Linked DNA regions of Homo sapiens: region 2 is linked to region 1. Evidence: chromatin loops called from intact Hi-C (ENCODE). Cell type or tissue: psoas muscle. All regions are shown on one strand. Links, peaks and the distances in the headings refer to the core of each region. The heading gives the core; the rest is flanking DNA. Region 1 overlaps LOC112267855. Region 2 overlaps LOC105378198 (a long non-coding RNA gene).

Region 1 (10,139 bases), core at 1,038-9,037:
GTGCAGTGTAGAACTATGGACAGACTTGAATTTGAATTCTGGATCTTCCACTTAGCTGACTGTTCTTGGGCAGTTATTTAACCTCTCCTAGCTTTAGTTGCCTTATCCCTGAAATAAGGATCAAATGGTACCTACTATATGTGGTAGCTGGAGAGGCTAAATAAAATAATATTAGGCACTTAGTAAGGACTGGAACAATGAGACATGGTTTGTGTTATTAATTATCCATAATAAGGATCAGCTTGGTTTTGTCTCACCTTTTTCTCCCTTCTAGGACCCTCCAGAATGAGGAGACAAGAAACTTCCTCTAAAGGGTTCCTGTTAAGGTTTCTCCCCAGGACAGGTCCAGCATGACTACCCCCAGCCTAGTCTGCACCCTGCTGAAGCTGCTGGTTCTCAGCTTGGAGCTCCTGATTCTGTGTGGCCAGGTTGATGGTTTCTTCCAGGGTGCCCGCCAGCAGGCTGCAGTGATGATGCTCTGTGGTCATGGCCCCCTCCTCCCACTGGCCCTGCCAGGCTCAGAATACCTGTGCCCAGATTCAGAGATGCCTGTCACTCAGCCAGCCTTGGAGCCAGCTCAAGGCCTACCCTCCATCCCCACTGATGGGCAGCACATGGTGTGTCTGAGCTCGGGTGGCCTGCACATGCAGGTCATAGAGGGCTGCCAGGTCCTGCTCTGCTGTGTTCCGCTCTTCCTGAAGGGCCTCCAGCTGGAATCTCAGCACCATCTGTTCCTGCTGCCATCTCTGCCTCTCCTCGCAGGCCTTCAGTGATAACACATACTCTTTGGAGTGCCACCTGTGTGCCAGGCTCTGTGCTAAATACTTCAGGTGTATTATTTTATCCAATAACAACCATATGTGGCATTGCCATCTTACAGATTTGGCAACAGTGGATCAAAGAAGTGACCTAACTTGCCCAAATTCTCATGGCTAGTAAAGGTCAGAGCTGACATGGCACATGCCTTTCAATGGTTTGCAGCTCTCCTTGGGGTAAAGTCCAAAGCCAGAGCTGTGGCACACACTTGTCTCTTTAGCCTTGCTTCTGACTACGCACCTGTTCAGCTCCAGCCAGACTGGAGAATTTGCAGTTCCCAGACCCACTTTGCCATTGCTTCCCTCTGAACTTTTGCTTATACTGTTTTGTCTTCTCTAAGAACATGTCCCCACTCCACCCACCCCCCATCAGTTACTGATGAGCAGTAACTGCCCTTGTTAAGCTCAGTGTCCAGTGAATTCCCCTGGCTGATCTCTGCCTGTCCTTTGAGGCTCAACTTAGATTCCATCTCCTCTGATCCACTCCAGCCTGGGTCAGATATGCCTTTTTGGTCCCACACAACCCTAGATCCCCCATCCCATCACTTAGCACTGAGAATTGCCTCATCTATCCCTGACAAGGCTGTGAGGGCCATGAGAGAGGGTATGAACTGGTCGGTTGTGATTGATGATGGATCCTAGCCCCTAGCACAGTGCCTGGACCAATTAGAGCCTCAAGTCCCCTATTTGACCCTCCTTACCTCCTCTTCAGCCACCAGGCCTTTGACCTGGTCATCTGCCACCTCCTCCTTCTGTTCCAAATGCTTCAGCTTCTCTCGAATCCAAATTTGGTGCTGCTCCCTCAGTCTCTGCCTCTGGGCCTGGGCCAAGAAGAGCGGCCGGGCCACATCTGGTATCTGCTGGGCTTGGTCAGAAGTTCATGTGTGTGCACGGATTTAGGACCAGAGCCCAACTTTTCCAATAGAACCTCATCACCAGGGCTGCTCCCAGAACAACATCCAGGACCTAACTAGCCTGGAAGAGCTTGTAGCCTGGGCAGAGACTCAGGAGGCCATGGTGGGGAGAGGAAGGTAGTGGCTCTGCCAGGAGGTGCCATAGTGCCTCTAAGGATCCTATACCCTTAATCCAATAAGTAGGAAAACAGTCCCTCCCCATGGCCTTGCCTTAGGGGTCTAGTCACCTTCAGGTCCTTTATTTGTCAAAAACTTCATATTTCTCCCTGATATTGGGGCAGGGTAAGCAGGGGCACATTAGCTGGGCTCTGCAGCTCTTCACTCCCCCTACAGCTTCTAGTCGTTCCTGGGGTACATGAGGTATTACCTATTCCTTAGGGTGCCTGAGAGGATTCTTTTGGTGGAGCCACGCCTTAGAGTTGCCATTCTTCCTGCCACTAGAGGAAAATGTAATTAATCACACCAAAGGCAGGGAAGACGTCCCACTCCCAGCTCATCCCCAAGTCCCAGACCCACCTTGGGGCTCTCCCTCGAGGCATGGGCTCTGGTTTACTGGTGACTCTATCACCTGCTGAGAAGATATTAGAAGTGATCGTTCCACACCTTTCCTCCCAGTACAGTGTAGGTTAAGATCAGGGCTTGGAAATCAGACAGATCAGGGTCCCAGCCCCTCCTCTTCTTAGCTGAATGACCTCGAGCAGGTGACTGGCCTAGTCTCCATGTGCTTCTCTATCAAATCGAGCTGATAAAAGTTGTGGAGAGAATGAAATGAAGTACTGCACCGAAAGCACTGGGCAGTAAGGCACTTGCTCAATAAATAGGAGCTACCATGCCTGATTCCCAAGCCCCAAGGCTGTAAAAACAAGTTCTAAGCAACTATGAAAAAAGAAGAGAAAGGCCAGGAGAGGCTGGACAGGGACAGGGTTTCAACCACCCTGTGATAAATCATGGAAGACCAGAAAGGCCATGCAGCCTAAGGAGATGAAAGAGCACTAGATTAGGAGTCTAAGGACTTGAGTGTGATTATACTTCTGCTGCTCCTGATTATGCCTGTGACCCCAGGCTCACAGGTCTCACATCTTTTATTTTTCTTTTTCTTTTTTATGACAGAGTCTCGCTGTGTCACCCAGGCTGGAGTGCAGTGGTGCAATCTCAGCTCACTTCAACCTGCGCCTCCTGGGTTCAAGTGACTCTCCCACCTCAGCCTCCTGAGTAGCTGGGACTACAGACATGCGCCACCATGCCTGGCTAATTTTTGTATTTTTTAGTAGGGACGGGGTTTCACCATGTTGGCCAGGCTGGTCTCGAACTCCTGGCCTCAGGTGATCTGCCCATCTCAGCCTCCCCAAGTGTTGGGATTACAGGCGTGAGCCACTGCGCCCAGCCCTCTCACATCTTTTCTTTTTTGAGATGGAGTTTCACTCTTGTTGCCCAGGCTGGAGTCCAATGGCGTGATCTCGGCTCACTGCAACCTCTGCCTCCCAGGTTCAAGTGATCCTTCTGCCTCAGCCACCCGAGTAGCTGGGACTACAAGCGTGCGCCACCACACCAGGCTAATTTTTGTATTTTTAGTAGAGATGGGGTTTCTCCATGTTGGCCAGGCTGGTCTCAAACTCCTGACCTCAGGTGATCCGCCCACCTCGGCCTCCCAAAGTGCTGGGATTACAGGCATGAGCCACCGCGCTCAGCCTCACATCTTTTCTTTAAGCCTCAGTTTGCTCACCTGAAAAGGGCACAGTGCTCTTTCCTGCTTAAAATACTTCTGTGGCTCACCTGTGACCTTTAAGACAAAGTCCAAACACCTCTGTTTTGCAAAGCCCTGTGTGACCTGGCCCCTGCTGTCCTCTCCAATACTTCTCTCCTGACTCTTCCTCAAGTTCTGTTCTTCAATAAATTGAGCTACTTGCACTCCCTCAAGGGGACCAAGCACTTTCTTGCCTCTGAGTCTTTGCCTGTCATTCTCTCTGCCTTCAGGTTCTTCACTCATCTTTGTTGACCTCCTTCAGGAATCACTTCCTCCATGAAGTCTTCCATCCCTCTCTTGCCAAGGCTAACTTAGATGCCCCACAGAATTCTGTGTTTATAAGCCTTTCAGAGCACCGATTATGGTGGTGCAATTGTTTCCTCCCAGGAGATTATAAACTCCATGAGGGCAGGGAATTCCCAGGGCCTATGTGGCACTGGGCCCAGCATACAGTGGGTGGTCAATAAGTGTTTGGGAATCAATAAGTCAATGAATGAATGGAGGTCTTCCTCAAAGTGCTTTGGAAAGAGGACAAGAAGGCAGACTGCTCCTTGGAGCATCTGGCTTCTTGGGTGCTGGCTCCACGCTTTTACCACCTATGGAGAAAGGGTTCAAGGTGGGTACTGGCCATGGCTAGCCCAGGTGCCCTCAGGCTTCACCTTGCTCACCTCTAGCTCCCGCAGTGCCCTTCCCAGCTGGCTTAGCCCACTGTCCGTCAGGGTGTCCTCAAGGAGGCCTAAACGCAGGGGCCTCAGGCCAGCCCGGCGGGCCCGAGCCTCTTCTACTGCATCCCACAGGGTGGGCCTCACCTGTTTCACCTGCATCCTCCTTCCTGAGGCCCCCAACAGAGCAGCCTGGAGCAAACTGAGGGAGCTACCTAGTAAAGGGACACTCCAAGTGAATTACTCCTTCCTGTGGACTCCAAAGCACGCTGCTTGTGATACTTTTACTTTTTATTAGTAGTACTATTCATAAAAATATCTAACTCCCACTAGACTTTTACATATGCTTGATGGCACTTCACTAAGGCTGTTCATGGATTGCCTCTTTTTATCCACACAACACTCCAATCAGGCAGAAGCTCTAATCTATCCTGCCTCCCCCGACATTTTCCAGATGAGGCAATAGAAGCTCAAAGAGGTCAAGCAACTTCTTGGCAAGTGGCAGAGCCTAAACTCAAGCCCATGCCCTTCAACATGATACCAAACTGGCCTGAAGATAAACACGTCTGGCCCTCACTGCTTTATCCTTGTGGGTGTGAACTGCTGTAACCTATCTTCCTCATTCCAAGGGACCTCCCACAGCGGAGGTCTGGGAACTTGCTAGCCAAATGAATGTGGGTTTGTTGATTTTGGAGATGAGGGCCAGACATTTTTTTACTCTTTTATTATGGAAAATTTCAAACATATACAAAGTATAGGAAATCCTGTCTACCTGTCACCTAGCTTTGACAGTTATCAACTCATGCCATTTCTGTTTGATCAATACCCCCACCTCGACCTCCCCCAAATCCCTGACATCATAACATTTCAGAGGCTTGATTTTTTTTTCTTTTTTTCCACCAGCATCTACATTAAGGACACAGAGGCTTTGTTTTTTTATTTTTTATTTTTTTGAGATGGAGTCTCACTCTGTCGCCCAGGCTAGAGGGCAGTAGCACGATCTTGGCTCACTGCAACCTCTGCCTCCCAGGTTCAAGCAGTTCTCATGCCTCAGCCTCCCAAGTAGCTGGGACTACAGGCACCTGCCACCATGCCCAGCTAATTTTTGTATTTTTAGTAGAGATGGAGTTTCACCATGTTGGCCAGGCTAGTCCTGAACTCCTGACCTCAGGTGATCTGCCCACCTCAGCCTCCCAAAATGCTGGGATTGCAGGCATGAGCCACCACACCCAGCTGAGGCTTGATTTTTAATGGGTGTATGAAAATAGGAGACTCCCTTCTCTTCTCTTATCCTCTCTATTCTCATCTATAAATTAGGCCTGCCTCTCTTTCCTTATTTGTAAATTATATCTGCCTCATGGGGTTGTGGTAAGAATCAAAGGCATTTGTGCAAAAATGCTTGGTAAGTGGTTTAAGGTCTCTGAAGGGTGAGGGGTTACTTTCACTATTGACCTTACTTTGCCTCTCCAGTCTCTGTCAGCCTAGGCACTCTGGGGCCCTCTTGGAGGGTCAGACGCTCTCTCTGGGCTGAGGTTGGGGCTGAGGCCGGTTGCGTGATGGGTGAGGCAGGCCTAAGGACAGATCTCAGAGCTTCCCAAAGAACTCCACACTCTCCCCCTGGCCACCTTGGGGGTCCAGGCGAAGAAGTAGGCCACTGTAGTTGTTTCCTTCCAAGAGCCATGAGACAATCCAGGGCAAAGAGCCCTCCGCCTCCTCACCAACAACTTCACCAGCCAACACCCGCAGCAGGGGGCAGTCTCTGCAAGAGGGAGAGGAAGAAAGGCGACGTCCACTGGTGGATGGGGAAAGAAACTGGACAGAGTTACACTCTGATGGAAAGGGCAACTATTTCCAGAAACTTTTGTGTATCACCAGACAGATTTGAAACATTGTACAGATCTTTATTTTATTACTATTATTTTTTAAATTACAAAAGTAATACATTCTCCATGGGCATGGTGGCTCACACCTGTAATCCCAGCACTTTGGGAGGACGAGGCTGGCGAATCACTTGAGGTCAGGAGTTCGAGACCAGCCTGGCTGATATGGTGAAACCCCATCTCTATTAAAAATACAAAAATTAGTCAGGTGTAGTAGCACACGCCTGTAATCCCAGCTACTAGGGAGGCTGAGGCAGGAGAATTGCTTGAACCCAGAGAGTGGAGGTTTCAGTGAGCCAAGATCACACCACTGCCTTCCAGCCTGGGCAACAAAGTGAGAGTGTGTCTCAAAAAAAAAAAATTTTTTTTTAAAAGAAGTAATAGATTCTCATGGTAAAAAATTTAAATTGTGTACCTGACAAGTGACTTGTACCCAGAATATATAAAGAGCTCTTACAACTCAATAATAAAAAGACAACCCAATTTTAAAATGGGCAAAAGAAGATGACATCAGTGAAAATGGCAGAGTAGGGAACTCCAAGAGTCCGTTCATCCCCAGAAACACCTAGCAAAAACAGCCAGAAACAACCTTATTTTAACTCTGAAAGATAGAGGTTTACAGCAACCAATGCTTAACCAGGAGAAAGGCAACTTAAATATGGTAAGAGATCTCTGTGGTGTTTTAACTTACCCTAGCTCCAACCCCTCCCCAGCACAGGGCTAATCTTGAAGACAGCAGCCCAAATTTCTGGTGGGGGTTCCTGGTTAGGGAGGGAGCAGAGAAGATCTTGATCCCAATGAATTGTGTTTATCTTTTTTGACTGTCTGGAATTTCCCTTGAAGAACTGATGAAAGGGAATTCTCTTTGCTTCACGAATCTCAGAACTCTCTCAAGGCAGAGCAGCTACACAGAGGATGTTCCCTGAAAACTGCTAAAGAACAAAAGAACAAGGAACTGCTGCCTGAAGCAAAAATAACAGTTGAGGCAAACAACTGATACCCTGAAAGACTGGGAAAAGTTTGGAAGTGATATTTTTGGGAGAATAAGGGCTTCAAAAAGTTCCCATGTGTACTAGAGAGAGCAGAAAGCACACCCAGGGTAGGACTCATGTGCAGAAAAGGCCCAATAAGACAATAAGCTTTCATCTCTGTCTGGTCTTTGGGCTCAGCACAAGCAGGAAGTGAAGGCTAAAACAGAGCTGTAAATTGCCTGGCTAAGCTTAGGAGTGACTCCACACAGAGCCAATCTGCAAAGACCTAGAAAATTCTTTCTTTTTCTTTTTTCCTTCCTTCCTTCCTTTGTTTTCTTTTTCGTATTCTTCTTTATTCTTTTTGTTTCTTTTTTTATTTGTTTCTTTCTTCTTCCTTTTTAAAAAACAAAACAAAACTTTTTTTTTAGTCGCAGGCATTTAAGGAATTCTATGTTAGGTCACTGGCTGACTACTAAAATAACAAAATGAAGCCTTCAGTGAATACAAAGAATACAGTCTTCAAAAAAAAAAAAAACCCACAAAGATAAAGAGAGAATCTTGAAAACAGCAAGAGAGAAGCAGCTTATTATGTGCAATGGATCTTCAATAAGACTAAAAACAGACTTATCCCCAGAAACCATGGGATAACTTAAAGTTGGCCCTTTATATCCATAGGCTCTGCATCTGTGGATTCAAGCAAGCATGAATCAGAAATATTTGGGAGAAAAATGGTTTTGTCTGTACTGAGCATGTACAGACTTTTTATTGTCATGATTCCCTAAACAATACAGTATAACAATTTACATAACATTTACATTGTATTAGGAATTATAAGTAATCTAGAGATGATTTAAAGTATGTGGGAGGATGTACATAGGTTATATGTGCAAATACTATAACATTTTATTTTTTATTTTTATTAGTTTTGTGTGTGTGTGTTGTTGTTGTTGTTTTCCTTTATAGATAGAGTCTCGCTCCATCACCCAGGCTGGAGTGCAGTGGCATGATCTCAGCTCACTGCAACCTCCACCTCCAGGGTTCAAGCAATTTTCCTGCCTTGGCCTCCCCAGTAGCTGGGATTACAGGTGCCCGCCACCACACCCAGCTTATTTTTATATTTTTAGTAGATAACGGGGTTTCACCATGTTGGCCAAGCTGGTCTCGAACTCCTGACCTCAGGTGATCCACCCGCTTTGGCCTCCCAAAGTGCTGGGATTACAGGCGTGAGCCACTGTGCCAGGCTAATTTTCGTACTTTTAGTAGAGACGGGGTTTCACCATGTTGGCCAGGCTGGTCTCAAATTCCTGACTCCAAGTGATCCACCCTCATTGGCCTCCCAAAGTGCTGGGATTACAGGTGTTAGCCACCACGCCCAGCTATTTGTATTAGTATTTTTTTTAGACAAGGTCTTGCTCTGTTACCCAGGCTGGAGTGCAGTGGTGTGATCATGGCTCACTGAAGCCTTGACCTCCTGGACTGAAGCTATCGCTTCAGCCCCTCAAGTAGCTATTATTATTATTTTTTGCAGTCTTTTTTAATTTTTATTTTTTTGTAGTGATAAGATCTCACTATGTTGCCCAGCCTGGTCTCAAACTCCTGGGCTCAAGCAATCCTTCTGCTTTGGCCTCCCAAAGGCTGGAATTATAGGCATGAGCCACTGTGCCTGGCCCACATCATTTTATATAAGACACTTGAATATCTGTGAATGTCGATATCTGCAGGGGGGTCCTGGAACCAATCCCCAAAAAGATACAAAGAGACAATGGTATTTAAAGTGCTTTAAAAAATCCTGCCAATCAAGAATTATATATCTGGCAAAACTATCCTTCAAAAATGAAGGCAAAATTATGACACTCCCAGATCAATCAAAGCTGAAGTAATTCATTGTTAGTAGACTTGCCTTACCAAAAATGCTAAAGGGAGTCCATCAGCCTGAAATGAAAGGACACTAGACAGTAACTTGAAGCCATATAAAGAAATAAGGAACAATAATAAGGTTCCTACATGTGTAAATATAAAAGCCCATAATATTGCATTTTTGGTTTGTAACTCCTCTTTTTTGCCTATATGATTTAAAAAACAAATGCATAAAACAATAATTGTAAACCTATGATAATGGGCACACAATATATACAGATATAATTTGTGACATTAGCAACATAATGGGAAAATATGCAGATGTATGGGGTAAAATCTTTATAGATATTGAAGCTAAATTGGAATTAATTCAAGCTGGATTGCTATGTGGTTTTTGTTTTGTCTTTTTTTGTTTGTTTGTTTGTTTGTTTGTTTTTAGATGAGGTCTCACTATGTTGCCCAGGCTGGTTTCAAACTCCTGGGTTCAAAAGATCCTTCTGCCTCAGCCTCCTGATTAGCTGGGATTACAGGTGCATACCCTTGTGCCTGGTGAGACTGTTTTAAATTTAAGATATTAGCCGGGCGAGGTGGCTCACGACTGTAATCCCAGCACTTTGGGAGGCTGAGGCAGGCAGATCACGAGGTCAAGAGATCAAGACTATCCTGGCCAACATGGTGAAACCCCATCTCTACTAAAAAATACAAAAATTAGCTGCGCTTGTAGTCCCAGCTACTCTGGAGGCTGAGGCAGGAGAATAGCTTGAACCCAGGAGGCGGAGGTTGCAGTGAGCTGAGATCACACCACTGCGCTGCAGCCTGGAGATAGAGCGAAACTCTGTCTCAAAATAAATAAATAAATAAATAAATAAATTAATTAATTAAAATACATTTAAGATATTAATTGTAATCTCCAAGATGGCCACAAGGAAAATAAGTGGGGTTTTTTTGTTTTGTCTTGCTTTTTTAGACAGGGTATCACTCTGTCACCCAGGCTAGAGTGCAGTGGCACGATCATGGCTCACTGCAGCCTCAACTTTCCAGACTCCAGTGATCCTCCCACTTCAGCCTCCTGAGTAGCTAGGACCACAGGCCTGTGCCACCATGCCTGGCCAATAGAAAAATAACCGTTAAAAATATGGAAAAACCCCTGTTCACTTTGCCAAATGGATTTGTGTCTTTATTGCTCATTAATTGGGGCAAAGGAAATATCCTTTTAAAACTCAGGCAAACTGAGTGTTTGTCTTGTATCCTGTCAGAGGAAAGAAATTGAAAAAGAATAAAAAGGAAAAAAATATC
Region 2 (10,139 bases), core at 899-8,898, 160 kb after region 1:
GGGTATCTCAGCTCACTGCAAGCTCTGCCTCCTGGGCTCAAGTGATTCTCCTCTCTCAGCCTCCTGAGTAGCTAGGATTACAGGCATGTGCCACCATGCCCAGCTAATTTTTGTGTTTTTAGTAGAGACAGCGTTTCAATATTTTGGCCAGGCTTGTCTCGAACTCCTGACCTCAAGTGATCCGCCCACCTCGGCTTCCCAAAGTGCTGGAATTACAGGCGTGAGCCACTGTGCCCGCCCCCTCCATTTACCTGATTTTTATAATAATAATTTTCTCACTCTTCTTTATATCTTTACCACTTATGTATGAATGCCTGGGTGCTATAATTTAGTTTTCCTATTTTGATTACTTTCATAAATATAGTTATATTGAAGTGTTTGTTTTGTTTTGCTTCTTTTGTTCAATAATACATTTGTAAGATTTATCCATTTTGTTTATGTTGTGGGTTACTATTCCATTTAATGAATATAAGATGATTTACTTATTCATTTTAATATTGATGGATATTTGTAGCATTTCTAGTTTTGGTTCATTGTTCATAATAACTGAAACCCAGAAAAAACAGATATTCCCATCTTATACATATGTCCTGCGGCACTTCAGCATATATTTCTCCAGGGTACATACCTAGGAGTCAAACTGCTAAGTATTTAGTGGATTCATGTCTTCAGTTCTATAGTTTTGCCCAGTGGTTTTCCAAAGTATTTCTACCAGCTTACACATCTACCAGCAGTGTATCATGTCCCCAATATTTGGCATTGTACAACTTTAAAAATTTTTGTCAATTTTATGGCTGTAATTTGGTACCTCATTGTATTTTCATGAAAAAAGACAAAATCTTCATTTTAAGTATATAGAATAAATTCACATAATGTATTTTCTTTTTCTTTTTCTTTTTTTTTTTTTTTGGGACGGAGTCTTGCTCTGTCGCCCAGGCTGGAGTGCAGTGGCGCGATCTCGGCTCACTTCAAGCTCTGCCTCCCGGGTTCAAGCCATTCTCCTGCCTCAGCCTCCCCAGCAGCTGGGACTACAGGTGCACACCGCCACGCCCGGCTAATTTTTGTATTTTTAGTAGAGACGGGGTTTCACCGTGTTAGCCAGGATGGTCTTGATCTCCTGACCTCGTGATCTGCCCACCTCGGCCTCCCAAAGTGCTGGGATTAAAGGCGTGAGCCACTGTACCCGGCCCACGTAATGTATTTTCTTATTTAACCTTGAATGCTGAATAGTGTGCGTCTTTTTTTAAAAATACATCTTTAGATAAAATAGTATATTTTCAAAAAAGTACCCAAATCATAAATTTACAGCTCTATGAATTAATACAAAGTAAAGAAAACCATGAAATCACCACATGTCTATAAATAGGACTGTTCCATAAAGCCCTTCTAGAGCCTCCTGTAGTCACTTCTCTCACACTTGTCCTCAGAAGAAAGCCTTGAGGTGATTTCTAATATTACGATTGTTTTGTTTTTTCAACTTTGTATTAATGGAATAATACGTGACTGATTTTCTCATTCCTCCTTATGTTCCCATCCAGGTACTAACCAGGCCTGACCCTACTTAGCTTCCAAGATCAGAGGAGACCGGGCACGTTCAAGATGGTATGGCCAAAGACCCTCATTATGTTTCTAGATTCATCTATTTTGTTGTGCGTAGCAGTTGCTTATTTGCATTGCTGTATGGAAAGTAAGTCAAAAGACTTAATACTTTTGAAAGTAGAAATACTTTCGAAAGCAATTTGGGCTCCTCAATATAGTATAGGTTATGAGAGCTACAACAGTGCTTAGCAAGAGGTTTGGAACATAGAAAGTGTTTATTATACTTCTTTTTTTTTTTTTTTTTTTTTGAGACGGAGTTTTGCTGTTGTTGCCCAGGCTGGAGTGCAGTGGCAGGATCTCGGCTCACTGCAACCTCTGCCTCCTGGGTTCAAGTGATTCTCCTGCCTCAGCCTCCTGAGTGAGTAGCTGGGATTACAGGTGCGTGCCACCACGCTCAGCTAATTTTTTGTATTTTTAGTAGAGACGGGATTTCATCATGTTAGCCAGGCTGGTCTCGAACTCTGACCTCAGGTGATCCATCCACCTTGGCCTCCCAAAATGCAGGGATTACAGGCGTGAGCCACTGCGCTTGGTCTATACTTCTTATATTTGCAGGCAAATACCTTTTTACATTTGACAAATTGCCTTTTTATTTTTGCTTGAGTTTCCCTAAATAAAACTTCCTTGTTGTACTTATGCATGGTTCTATAATGGTGAATCAAGCCATTTACATTGGTGAATGAGAAATTGCATATTTCATGAATGCATGGAATAGTTTATGGTATTTATTCAAAATATTACACATACTTCTGCTTCCAGGAAGGTGGAGTAAATGTAATATTCCCCATTCATCCTGCTAAAACCCCAAAGCATTGTACATAAAACAAATGTAATACAATGAAAGGCAGACAAAAGGCAGACCAGCTAGGGATCTCAAGACTCAAGGTACAACACAGTCGTAAGTTTTTTTTTCCTTTTGTATTCCAGACTTGGAACTGAAGAAGCTGGCAATCTGGAAATGCCAATGGACGCAGATTTTAAAAGCCCCAGCAAAAGTCTGCTTTCTCTATTCATAGGACCAGGATCAGGAAGAGGACAGCTTAGAAAGACATAAAATTCTTAGACAATAACTGTTCTACCCCAGCCAAACACCAAACACACACACACACACACACACACACACACTCCAACAACTATGGCCCCACCCACTTCAGCAAAGGCTGAGTAGGAGCCTAAACTTCCACCACTGAGCGGCTATAAGAAGTTACCCCAAGACCCCACCAACGTGGTGTTAAAGAAGGCCAAATAGGGGACAAAATTTTTATCCATGCTGACCAGTTATGAGGTTCCCTTTTTCCCTCTGTGAAATAAAAATAAAGCCCGTAGGTCCCCAGGCAAGATGAAATGGACTCCTTGTTGCAAAAGAGACCCCAGAAAACTTTAAAAGCTGGATTCTATGGCTTTGGCAAGGTAAGAGTTCGGTCACACCTCAAAACTCCCCTACCTCATTAACTGCTTCAAGACTTTCTTTCCTACAGTTAAACGCCTGGGACTACAGTCATGTGCCACCATCCTAGGCTAATTTTTTTTTAAAGGTTTTTGTAGAGATGAGGTCTCAGTATATTGCCCAGGCTGGTCTCAAACTCTTGGGCTTAAGCAATTCTCCATCTCGGCCTCCCAGAGTGCTGGAATTACAGGCGTGAGCCACTGCACCAAGTCAGAAAACTGAGTTTTAAGAAGATTAATATTTTTATGTTTATGTAGCTTTCTGTATTACTTTTAAAGTCTTTTGATTGTCACTTCGGTTAAATGAATATTATTTTACAATGACCCGTGATCCTGTTTTGATCAAATATTTTGGGCCTTTTAACATCTTTGACAAACATCCTCAAAATCAATCCTAAATTAAGTCTTTTTACTTAGAATTAACTTTAAGATTTTCTAATTGGGCCCCTAAAAAGCTTCAACAGATATATCTCTCATTTTATAGAGATATTTTAAATGATTAGGCTTATTTGGTAAATTATATAAAAACATTGTCAAATAATAAGCAATACTAGATCTTCTTTTAATTACACTATGATATGTTGTTGATATAAATGGTTCAAAATTTATATAAATTCAGAAAGATCTAATGTGTTATCAGTCATAATTTTGGTTGTTATCTTAAAATACTACATATAATGTAAATAACTAAATGTTCTTGTCAATTGAGAACTTTCATTAGATTTTAACCATAGCCATTCTAAGTTTTTGTCATCTACAGTTACTGTTTTTAATTCTTCTCTAAAAACATTTGCAATAAGCTATAATCCAAATTGCTTTCTATCGAAAAGACTTTAACATATTTGAATACCAATTTCTCACTTGGAATAACGAAGTTCTTCCCTCCGCGGAAGACTGGACCTCAACACCAGTATCTGACACCAGACTTAGACTAGGGTTCCACCTCATGGCTGAGAAGAAGATGACAGCTGAGGTGGACTGCCTGTCCAAGATGCTGGACCAGGGCTGTATTTTAACTCGCCCACTTTTGACTTAAGACAAATTACCATTGCCATTGCCTCAAGTACCTGCGTTATTGACTGATTACCCTGACGTTGGGAATATTATGTATTCTGGAGATCCTATGTTGTGCTACAATGCTTACCCTTGTATTCCATTTTTAGATACTTCTAAAATTTCTCATCCACCTCCAAGTCCAAAATCCCTTTCCCAGAGCCTATAATCCTCACTTTAGAAAACATAGTTACCATGCTCCTTGTTAATCAAATACTCCATTACCTTAAAGAATACCCCCAGACTCTAGATAGTGACCCTCAGCAATTTGTATGGAATTTATGATTTCTCTCTTGGTTTAATTTTTTTATAACTAAAATGGACTCCTCTGTTTCACTCCTCACAATTTTAGTTTTATTGACCACTTCTGTTACCAAACCCACACCTTAACCCTTACCCTTTTGAGTAAAAGGTAATTTTACTATTCTTTTGAAAAGGTTTTTGTAGAGATTAGGTCTCAGTATATTGCCCAGGCTGGTCTCAAACTCTTGGGCTCAAGCAATTCTCCCACCTCAGCCTCCCAAAGTGCTGGAATTACAGGTATGAGCCACTGCACCAAACCAGAAAACTGAGTTTTAAAAAGATTAAGATTTTTATGTCTATGTAGCTTTCTCCTTAGATTCTGGGACTCCCACCCTTGCTACTGTACATAACCACTGAATGCCCAAAGAAAAAATATCAAACACTGACAACAGCTCCTCTTTGTTAGATATCATGCCTCTGCAGGCTTCTAGAAGGCTTGCAACAAAACCAGTTCGTGGTTCACTCACATAATAGATATCTTGTTCATAAATGAACGTATAAATTGGCATACCCTTGGAGGTATAACTTGTGCCCCTTGAGGACACACTTTCCTATATAGAATTGAGTCAGATCCCCCAGTTCAAGAAGAGGCACACAGATGCATAAACAGCTGGCAAGTTGAAGGACTTTGCCTTCTAGGTCATTACGTTGCCCTCTTTTCCATCCATCTCAATCATAAAGAAAATCTTGCTTTCCGGTAAGCTAAAAGAGAGCTACCAAGTGGATATCAGGATATGTGGTAGCATAGTTTTTGGGGTGTAATTTTTCTCAGCTACGGAGTATACACTAACAGAGATACGATAAAAAAAAATGCCGGCCACCATAGGACAAATTGCTGAAAATGCTGCAATAAGTATTATGACACAGTAGAAGTCCTTAAATTCTCTCGCTCAAGTGGTTTTAGACAATCAAATTGCACCAGGTTTTCTCATTGCTAAACAAGGGGGAATTTGCATGATAGCCCACACCACTTGTTGCACTTATATCAACATTATAGGAGATTTAACAACCCATGTAGGTAAGATCACCCAACAGGCTGCCTGGTTACAGGAGGTACAAACCACAGATCCCCTTAATAACGTTTTTAGCTGACTCATTGCAGTATTAGAAATTACTTCCAATCCATCTTACAAACCCTTGTCATTATCATATCACTATCTTGTTCCTATTTTTGATAGTCAAAGTACTTATAAGATCTATAACCAACTACTTCAAGTCTGTCACTAAAACCAAAGTTATGGTAGCACAATGCATAGAAATGACAGACAACATAAACATAAACTTACCTTCTCAACTTTTCTGTTGTTACTGTTTTTCTAGTCTCAAAGGTTCAAAGGGTCTTAATAGCTGTCTGCCTCCTTCTTGCCTGGCCTAAAATATTCAACTGGTTGTAAGTCTCCTAGCCACATGAGTCCCACTGACAGACTAGATAGACCTGGGGCAGGTATCCACACCATCCTGGGAACGACATGGGACATGTTAGAAAATTTAGCCATCAATGCTGCCTATGGCAGATTTCAGCCTAAAGCTGGAAAGTGTGAAATAAAACTAAAGTCCCTAAGCCCCTAGGTGAAACAGAATGGACTTCTTGTTGCAAAAGAGACCCCAGAAACTTTGAAAACTGCATTCTATGGCTTTGGCAAGGCAAGAGGTCAGTCACACCTCAACACTCCCCTACCTTGTTAACTGCCTCAAAACTTTCCTTCCTACAATTAAACAGAAACGAGTTCCTAAAAAACTGTCTGGAAGATTTCTCCCTCAACCTCAAGAGACCTCTTGATGTCATGGCTGACCTCCCCTCTTTTATCGTGGTTTCACCATGACTACTGACCAGCCTTATTAAACATTCCATTGTTATACTGACCACCGACCACAGACTGATTGCACCTAGTCCACAGAGGCTGTGCACAAGATGCCTTTGTGTTCTGTTTCACCTTGTTATATATAAACAGCCACGTGCCACTTCACTTTACTATTAAATCCCCACCCCAAAATGAACATGGAACATATGTAACATATATGTTTATTCTCTTTGCATGCATTAGGGTTTTCTCAAATATTCATAGATTCTCCTATAAGCTACTGAATATGTACATATAGCTCATCTTGTTGGGCATAAGTCCCAGCTTCTCCCTTTTGTCTCTGAAGCAGATGCTTTTCATTTTGGCTGGATGTTTCATTTCCCAACCTGCAGATTGTAACCATTTATAGGAAATAAAACTCTCTTTTTTCTTCTTCCTCAAATCTCATGATCTTTTGTTAATACTTCCCTTCCCAGCAGGGGGGATTATATGAGAAGACTGGACTTAGACCTCTACCCAGTGGTAATGTGGCCATCCTCACTGTGGTGTCAGGGGAGCCAGAACTTCCATGCTTACCCAGCAGTAACAATGAGCTCCCTTCTTCAGGTGGCAATGGAGGCTCTGTGGGGAACCTGGACTTCTGCCTGCACCTGGCAGTAATTAGGTGACATCTCCTTCTTTCTCTGTTCCCCCTTCTGCCTAAATGGTATCAGAGAAATCCCACTAAAACAGAAGGTTTAAATAGGATCCAGAGTAGCGGAATATAATATGAACATATCCAGGTTTTAATGAAAAGTTACTTATCATACCAGAAGATCTCAAACAGAATGAAAAAATGACAATCAACAGATGCCAACATTGTGATGACAGAGATATTAGAATTATCTGACAGAAATTTTAAATTAGCCATTGTAAAAATGCTTCAATAAGCAATTATAAACATTCTTGGAATAAATGAAAAATAGAATGCATAAGCAAAGAAATAGATGATAAAAGAAGAACTAAATGGAAATTTTAGAACTGAAAAATATAATAACTGAAATAAAAACCTCAGTGGATGGGGTGGGTGGGTTCAGCAGCATAATGGAGGAGGCAGAAAAAATAACAAGTGAACTAGAAGATAGAATAATAAAAATTATCCAACCTAAACAACAGAGAGAAATTAGACGGAAAAAAATGAATAGACTTTGATAAGTTGTGGACAGAGCAACCGCTAACATGTTATACAAAGAGATGCACTAAAAAACATAGTATTAACTCAAAATAGAATTTTAGAAAATATTAAAGTAAGATGAAGGCACGAAGAATAAAACAGAGAAGTGAAAATCCAAATGAACAGGAGGCCAGGTGCAGTGGCTCACACCTATAATCCCAGCATTTTGGGAGGCCGAGGTAGGAGGATCACTTGAGGCCAGAAGTTTGAGACCATCTTGGGTGACATAGTGAGACCTCGTCTCTACAAAAAAATAAAAATAAAAAAGCCCCAAAATGAACAATTAGTAAAATACAACATAGATTTCCTTTAGTAACAATTCTCCTCATATCCTTCCTTATTCTTCTTTTTATTCTTCTCTATGATTACCTATTAATGATGAAATACTAGATGTTTTACTTTCTATTTCTTCATAGGATTCCTCTGAATATATTTCTTTCTTTCTCTCTCTCTCTCTTTTTTTTTTTTTTTGAGACAGAGTCTCACTCTGCTGCCCAGGCTGGAGTACAGTGGTGCGATCTCAGCTCACTGCAACCTCTGTCTCCCAGGTTCAAGTGATTCTCATGCCTCAGTTTCGTGGGATTACAGGTGCACACCACCACTCCCGGCTAATTTTTGTATCAGTAGAGACAAAGTTTCACCATGTTGCCCAGGCTGGTGAACATGTTTCTTAATCGTATTCATCCTTTTTAGAATGACAGGGTGGCTTCTCAGAGGTACCATTGGGATCACCTCCAAGTTCTGCAGAATAATTAACTTTTTTTTTTCTTTTTTGAGACAAAGTCTTACTCTGTTGCCCAGGCTGGAGTGCAGTGGTGTGATCTTGGTTCACTGAAACCTCCGCCTGGAGGGTTCAAGCAATTCTCCTGCCTCAGCCTCCCTGGTAGCTGGGCTTACAGGTGTGGGCCACCACACCTGGCTAATTTTTATATTTTTAGTAGAAATGGGTTTCACCATGTTGGCCAGGCTGGTCTGGAACGCCTGACCTCAAGTGATCCACCCACCTAGGCCTCCAAAAGTGCTGGGATTACAGGCGTGAGCCACCACCCCTGGCCCAGAACAAGCAACTTTCAGCCTGATTCTTAAGCATGGGCCTTTATGATAACATTTGTCGTTATAAAATAATTTGTGAGTTGCTCCCTCACTGCCAATTTAATATTTTTAAATTTTAAAACCTATTTTATTTTTAAAAATTTTACTTCTGACCCATGAGATGTAATTAATATTTGTTTTTATAATGAAGCGTCAGGTTTGTTTTTCTTATAAATGACCTTTCATGAATATTTACTTCCATGTTCAGAAAATTTGCTATTCTTATTACCTACTAGTTTTTCTGTAAATTTGCTGGATATTATAATGTTTATAATCATATTAACTCTAAATAAGGAGAGTTTTATACTCGTATTAACTCTAAACATACAGAGTTTTAACTCTAAATAAAAAAGTTTCATATAAGAAGGTGTATCTTCTCACTCATAAGTGGGAGCTAAGCTATGAGGCTGCAAAGGCATAAGAATGATACAGTGCACTTTGGGGACTCAGGGGTGTAGGGTGGGAAGTGGGTGAGGGATAAAAGACTACAAATTGAGTTCAATGTATACTGCTCTGGTGACGGGTACACCAATATCTCACAAATCACCACTAAAGAACTTACTCACGTAACCAAATACCACCTGTTCCCCAAAATCCTACGGAATAACCTCCTTATACTTTTCCCCTTCTTTTTCTAACCATGGAGAATGCCATATGAACACCTCAGACCTTTATATTTTTCTCTTGTTGTATACACTGGTTAGGCCCTTTGGAACAATGACGACAGGATGATTAAAGTGATGATAGCAGACATCCCTGTCTTGTTCTGGATTTCAAAGGGAAAGCTTTAATCATTTCACCATTAAGTATGATGTTTGCTTTAGCTTTTTTTTTTTCCCCTGGACACCCTTACCAAGTTACAAATATTCTCTTATATGCCTAAGGATACAACTAATATCTGCTAAAAATCTTAAGATTAATTAAGATTATTTTAAAATCATGAAAGGTTGTTGAATTTTATTAAGTAATTTTTCTGCATGTACATAGATAATCATGATTTTCCCTTTAGTTCATTAACTTTGCATATATACTAATTACTTTTATAATGTTAAGTCAACCTCATATCTTGGAGAAATTCTACTTATGCTGTATTATTCTTTTTTATGTACTACTGGATTTAATTTTCTAATAATTAGTATGGGTTTTTTTTCATTTATTTACATTAATGACATTAGACTGGGCTTTTCCTTTTTTGTGTGTATTTTTTACAATAGGATTCACTATCAGGTTATTTTAGCATTAGAAAATCATTTAGGAAGTGTTCCTTCTTATTAATTAGGATAGTTTGTATATGATTGAAATGACTTAATTTTTCTTTTCTTTCTTTTTCTTTTATTGAGACAGGCTCTTGCTCTCTCACCCAGGCTGGAATGCAGTGGTGCGATCATGGCTCACTGCAGCTTCCACCTCCTGGGCTCAAGCGATCCTCCTGCCTCAACCTCTCAAGAATCTGGGACCACAGGCACATACCACACGCCCAGCTAATTTTTTATTTTTAGTCGCGATGAGGTCTCACTGTGTTGCATGGGATGATCTCGAACTCCTGGGCTCAAGCCATCCTCCTACCTCGGCCTCCCAAAGTGTTGGGATTATAGGTGTGAGCCACTGTGCCTGGCCCTAACAATTCTTTG

Evidence for each region. A loop is a pair of places that touch in the nucleus more often than their neighbours do. Peaks named below come from ENCODE experiments on the same cell type or tissue, not always from the same donor. Only the 100,000 strongest peaks of a DNase experiment are listed, where the experiment ranks them.
Region 2: it touches region 1 in a loop (2.5-fold over the local background); 6 of 110 quality-filtered maps call a loop at or near these places.

What each region holds. Positions count from the first base shown.
Region 1 is chr5:140,569,683-140,579,821 of GRCh38, forward strand. It overlaps LOC112267855, which reads right to left. Exons shown (of 9, transcript XM_024446282.2): 9 at 5,063-5,894. The coding sequence ends at 5,720. LOC124900208 (small nucleolar RNA SNORA27) reads left to right here and starts at 9,985; the gene lies at 9,985-10,110. RefSeq lists enhancers at 1-20, 52-553, 554-1,053. In psoas muscle, for the core only: a CTCF peak has its summit at 5,888 (motif pointing right); DNase peaks (open chromatin) are centred at 1,639 and 5,879; H3K27ac peaks cover 3,190 bases.
Region 2 is chr5:140,730,559-140,740,697 of GRCh38, forward strand. LOC105378198 (a long non-coding RNA gene) reads left to right here. Exons shown (of 4, transcript XR_001742904.2): 2 at 1,539-1,602; 3 at 2,527-3,009. Among named protein-coding and RNA genes, the nearest start is that of ZMAT2, 35 kb to the left of the region's middle. In psoas muscle, for the core only: a CTCF peak has its summit at 3,993; no DNase peak of the experiment used is centred there; H3K27me3 peaks cover 612 bases.